2 separate regions of the Homo sapiens genome follow, and region 2 is linked to region 1. A link is an interaction called in ENCODE POLR2A ChIA-PET data of the cell type or tissue named here. Cell type or tissue: HCT116. All regions are shown on one strand. Links, peaks and the distances in the headings refer to the core of each region. The heading gives the core; the rest is flanking DNA.

Region 1 (2,905 bases), core at 212-2,711:
CCCTGCTGGGCCAACTCAATAGGACCTGGCAAAAGCCACGCTCTCCCCTCTACCACCATCCTCCCTGCTTATAGTAAGACGTGGCACACCAGGCACTCCCAAAGCTCTGGCCTATATCATACTCTAGACAGGCCCTAAAGGATGGAGGAGGTCTGTCAAGAGTAGACCCTATGGCTCTCAAGTAGCCTTTAGAAAGAATAAGGGGTCACCCTGCAAGGCAGTTATTTGGAACCAAAAGGCAAACCAAGTAGTTACTAAGCAGGCCTGATTCAGAAGTAGGGCTGAAACAGCTTTGGGGTCTGCTACTGAGAGGAAGAGAGAAGGCAGGACATGGAGGAGAAAATAAAAAGATAGTTTTGCATCCACTGGGCCTGTCAGGCCCCTTCCGCCTGGGATCTCAGACTCGGCCTAGGTGTGTTGTCAGGCTTGCCCGGAAGACAGCCTCCACCCCGAGAGGCCTGGCGCTGACTCAGGTAGGCAGGGCCCCTGCCCTAATGCTGGAGGCTCCTACCAACAGTTGTCCCATGGAGAAGCTCATGCTTTGGGGCTCTGCATTCAGGGCTGGCTTCAAGTGTCCTTTGGCTTCCCGAGGGCTGAGAAGGAGCCAAACCAGGAGGGGTGATATTCCCTGGCCAGAAGCAGAGTAAGCCAGGCACTATAGAGTTGGGGGAGAAAAGTGTCCCTTGGGCACCAGTCCTGGGCAATGGCCCCAGATCCTAGGCTCCCCCTCACTGTAGCACGGGAGCATCCTCTCTGAGGCCTCAGGCCTCTGCCTCCCACCAGCCCCTCCTCGCCCACTTGTCAAGCTGCTTGTTCTCAGGGGAGACCCTTCTGGTATGTGCCCCCTCTTCCTTTCCTAGTCAATGCCTCTTCCACATCTGGACACCCTTCCCATGAATATTACTATGCTGGACTCAGGCAGGGCGCCCCTTAGCAACTCTCTAAAGATCCTATGTTTGAGATGAGAGGAAAGAAAGAGGAGGAGGCAATCCTAGAGTAAAAAGGGGGACAACATACCCGACTGGAGAAAGGGAAAAGGACTACCAGCGACTTCCATTCAGCAGAGCCCACAGCAGAACCTGTCAGGCAGCGAGGGCAAAGTACAGAGGCCGGGAAGAGCCAGGCCTAGGGCGGGGGCTGCCGGCTCAGCCAGCCACCCTTACTCAGCCAGAGCAGGCGACACCTTCCACCACCTCCTCAGTGAAAAGTAGCTAAGCAGCCAGGCCGAGCGGTTCCTGCCTGGGAACCTGGACGGTGTCGCAACCGAAACCACCACTAGCAGAGAGACTGGGTTTGGCAAGGAGAGCAACAGGGACAAAGCCCCGCTGGCTTCTCAAGGGCCAGAGCCTGGTGGTCAGGAAGCGCGTGCAATTCCAGGACAGCACACCAGAAGCAAGGTGGGAGGGAAGGGGCAGGAGGGGAATAGGGCAGGAAGGGAGACAGAGAAAGAGGCGGGTTTAGATCAACTTCCTTCTCCCCTCCCCCTCCCCCCCTCCCCGGAAGTGGGCAGCCCCACCCTCCCCAAGGTGCTTTGCTGGGTAACAGCTGGCGAGAGGTCGAGGAGACTCACTGCAGCCACGGCTGTCATAAAACCCTAGCTCACCTGTGGCAGGTGGGACCTGGGTAGGGGCAGATGACTTTAACAAAGCCTCCAATAGGGCTGGGGAGGAACATGTGTGACTCAGATGTGCTGACCCAGAGTGGCGGCCCTGCCAAAGACCAGCAAACCACCCCCTCAAGAACGAAGTGGGGAGGAGGGTAAGCAGAAACCAGCAAGCTGACAGTGGCGGACGGACCTCCTACTTCCTAAAAAAGCAGTGCTTAACCTTGGAAACATGCACATTCCACTTAGACACAAAATATTTTGAGCATAATTTCAGGGAGTTTGGGGACTCTGTAAAGCCCCCTATGAGGTGTATGTTTTCTAGATTAAGAGCCTTTATCACTGATAGAGCATTCTATCAATGAAAAAATCATATTTAATCCTAGATTTTGCCCAAAAGCTAGAAACAATCCAAATGTCCCTTTTAAGTTCCTTCCAGCCCTGCTTCTGAACGTTCATCCCTAGGTTCTCACTCACCTCCAAGTTTCCAGTCACCAATCCCCTGCCTTACCTTCAAAACAACACTGCTTTCTCAAGGAATTCCAAAGGCCTGGGATTCCTCACACCTTCCTCCTGCTAAGCCCCCACTATCTGGGCACATGGTGAGCACAGGGCAAGCTGGCTGTCTCTCATCTGGAGAAGACTCCCCTTCTAGACCAACGACCCCTGTCTATGTGCTGGTTGCAGCCTTGCCTCTGGTTCTCAGAACAATTTCTCATTCATCCCCTATTCTAGGCTAGGCTCCCTCTCATTAAGGAACTCCGTGACCTTCTCACGTTGGTAGCCATTAACCCTCTAGGGAAGGGCAAAGCTTCCTCTGTGCTCTCACAGCACTTAAGCATATATTCCTGCAAGACCATGCTACTCAGGAGTGGCCAAGAAATGTTTGCCTTACACATGAGCCCTGGCCAACGGATTCAGCATTTCTGATGCTACTGTATGTCCAGCGCTTACACTTTGTTTTCTCCAAACACAGACCTATAGGGTAGGTAGTCTCCCTGTTTTCCATTGAGAAATTGGCATTCAGAGGTTATGAGACTTGCCCAAAATCTCACAGCTTCTCAGTACAGAGCTGGGGCCGGAGCCCAGAGCTTTTGTCACCATTTCAGCACTCTGCTGTTCTTGACAGTCCCCCTTACCAGTTTCTCATCAACCCTTCTTGATGCCTAATCGTGCTCTCATTTCCCCCAAAAGATAAGCCCCTGGCTCCTCCTCCATAAGCTAGGAGGCAGAAGGTATGAAGACTCAGGGAAGGTGCTCGGGACACTGGGAATGACAATGTTTGATTCAGGCCAATGGTGA
Region 2 (2,905 bases), core at 190-2,689, 80 kb after region 1:
CTGTGCCCGGCCTGACTTCACCTTTTTTGGAGCAATTGCTATTTCTCTTTAGCAAAAATTACTGTAGTCCAGGCTGGGCGTGGTGGCTTACACCTGTAATCTCAGCACTTTGGGAGGCCAAGGCGGGCTGATCACTTGAACCCGGGAGGCAGAGGTTGTAGTGAGTCGAGATTGCGCCACCGCAATCCAGCCTGGGTGACAGAGCGAGACTCCATCTCCAAAAAAAAAAAAAAAAAAGATACCCAGTTTCTGAACTGCCCCTGTTTCTTGACAGCATTCAATCCTGAACCAGTTCCATTTCCCTAATTCTTCCATAGAACTATGGGAACGAGGCCAAATTTAAGGAGTTTCCTGAGGGTGCCTTGAGGGTTTCCCTGGGATGTATTCTCCTTCACTGCAGCAAATTAAACCTAATTTTGGTTACAAGTGTGTTCCTGGTGGTCCTTGGTCACAGGGCTTTGACAACCCCAACCAATTTATTTTGCCTACATTTTCATGTATATGAAGAGTGATATATCATGAAAACCTATGTTAAAATATCAACAAATCTAGGGCCAGGTGCAGTGGCTCACACCTATAATCCCAGCACTTTGGGAGGTCAAGGCGGGAGGCCAGGAGTTCGCAACCAGCCTGGCTAACATGTCCAAACCCAGTTGCTACAAAAAATACAAAAATTAGCTGGATGGCTGGGCGTGGTGGCGCACGCCTGTAATCCCAGCACTTTGGGAAGTCAAGGCGGTTGGATCACCTGAGATTCGGAGTTCGAGACCAGCGTGGCCAACATGGTGAAACCCTGTCTCTACTAAAAATGCAAATAATTAGTCGGGTGTGATGGCGGGCACCTGTAATCCCAGCTACTCAGGAGGCAGAGGCAGGAGAATCGCCTGAACCCAGGAGGCGCAGGTTGCAGTGAGCTGAGATTGTGCCATTGTACTGCAGCCTGGGCAACAAGAGGGAAACTCCATCTCAAAAAAAAAAAAAAAAAAAAAATTGCCAGGCACAGTGGCTCATGTCTCTAATCCCAGCACTTTGAGAGGCCGAGGCAGGGGAATCACCTGAGGTCAGCAGTTCGAGACCGTCCTGGCTAACATGGTGAAACCCCATCTCTATTAAAAGTACAAAAAATCAGTCGGGTCTGGTGGTGGGCCCCTGTAATCCCAGCTACTCAGGAGGCTGAGGCAGGAGAATCACTTGAACCCAGGAGGTGGAGCTTGCAGTGAGCTGAGATTGGGCCATTGCACTCCAGGCTGAGCAACAAGAGCAAAACTCTGTCTCAAAAAAAAAAAAGGCCGGGCGTGGTGGCTCATGCTTGTAATCCCAGCACTTTGGGAGGCCGAGGTGGGTGGATCATGAGATCAGGAGATCGAGACCATCCTGGCTAACATGGTGAAACCCCATCTCTACTAAAAATACAAAAAATTAGCTGGGCGTGGTGTCAGGCGCCTGTAGTCCCAGCTACTTGGGAGGCTGAGGCAGGAGAATGGCATGAACCTGGGAGGTGGAGCTTGCAGTGAGCCGATCTCACGCCACTGCACTCCAGCCTGGGCGACAGAGTGAGACTCCGTCTCAAAAAAAAAAAAAAAAAAATTAGCTTGGTGTGGTGGAGTGCCCCTGTAATCCCAGCTACCTTGATGTCTGAGGCATGAGAATCGCTTGAATCTGGGAGTTGGAGGTTGCAGTGATCTGTGATTGTGCTACTGCACTCCTGCCTCGGCACTCCTGCCTCGGTGACAGGGCAAGACTCTGTCTCAAAAAAAAAAAAGAAAAAAAATCTGCAAGTCTAAAAGAGCTCTTTTTTTTGTTGTTGTTGGGACAGAGTCTCACTCTGTCTCCCAGGCTGGAGTACAGTGGCACGATCTCGGCTCACTGCAACCTCCATCTCCCAGGTTTCAGTGACTCTCCCATCTCAGCCTCCTGAGTACCTGTGATTACAGGCGTCCGCCATCACACCCGGCTAATTTTTTGTATTTTTAGTAGAGATGGGGTTTCACCATGTTGGCCAAGCTAATCTCGAACTCCTGATCTCAAGTGATCCGACTGCCTTGGTCTCCCAAAGTGCTGGGATTACAGGCATGAGCCACTGCACCGGCCTAAAAGAGCTCTTTTAATTTTTTTTTTTTTTTTTTTGAGACAGAGTCTTGCTCTGTTGCCCAGGCTGGAGTGCAGTGGCGCTATCTTGGCTCACTGCAACTTCCACCTCCCGGGTTCAAGCGATTCTCCTGTCTCAGCCTCCTGAGTAGCTGGGATTACAGGCATGTGCCACCATGCTCAGCTAATTTTTGTATTTTTAGTACAGACGAGGTTTCATCATGTTGGCCAGGCTGGTCTTGAACTCCTGACTTCAAGTGATCTACCCACCTCGGCCTCCCACAGTGATGGGATTACAGGCATGAGCCACCGAGTCTGGCCAAAAGAGCTCTTTTAATAAACGTAAAATAAAATTCCAAGTGATAAGAGATCATTGTCATAGTTTGGCAGTATTTTTTTCTTTGGGGATACATAAAATAATGGTTCATCTTGCAAACCATGATGTCCTAGATTTAATGAAATGTGGCTAGTTGCTAAGGCAGGACCCAACCCTAGCTCTATCCCCTGTCCTTGCTCTTAAACACTGCAATGCTTAGATGAAGAAACCAAATCAAACAACATGAAAGTCACAGAAGCGAATTGGTCGGCCTGCAAAGCCAGGCCTTCTGCCTTGCATACCTGCTCTGCTGAGCAAACCTTCTCTGCGCTGAGCTCTGAGGGAAGACTCCAGACCATCTTCAGTGGAGTTATTAGGAATTCCAGGAATTCTCCTCCACCAGCTACACAGCTACATAGAAAGTGCCATATACAGGAATCAAATTTTTGTTTGTTTGTTTGTTGTAGAGGCAGAGTCTGGCTCTGTCACCCAGCCTGGAGT

What was found. ChIA-PET counts read pairs that join two places held together with the same protein. Peaks named below come from ENCODE experiments on the same cell type or tissue, not always from the same donor. Only the 100,000 strongest peaks of a DNase experiment are listed, where the experiment ranks them.
Region 2: POLR2A ChIA-PET joins it to region 1 with 5 read pairs; 4 of 35 experiments call an interaction of 5 or more read pairs at or near these places.

Annotation. Positions count from the first base shown.
Region 1 is chr11:63,887,077-63,889,981 of GRCh38, reverse strand. All of the region lies in intron 1 of MARK2 (microtubule affinity regulating kinase 2), which reads right to left. Among named protein-coding and RNA genes, the nearest start is that of RCOR2, 29 kb to the left of the region's middle. RefSeq lists an enhancer at 1,356-1,465. In HCT116, for the core only: no CTCF peak of the experiment used is centred there; a DNase peak (open chromatin) is centred at 1,474; H3K27ac peaks cover 886 bases.
Region 2 is chr11:63,807,264-63,810,168 of GRCh38, reverse strand. No RefSeq gene overlaps it. Among named protein-coding and RNA genes, the nearest start is that of SPINDOC, 4.7 kb to the left of the region's middle. In HCT116, for the core only: no CTCF peak of the experiment used is centred there; no DNase peak of the experiment used is centred there.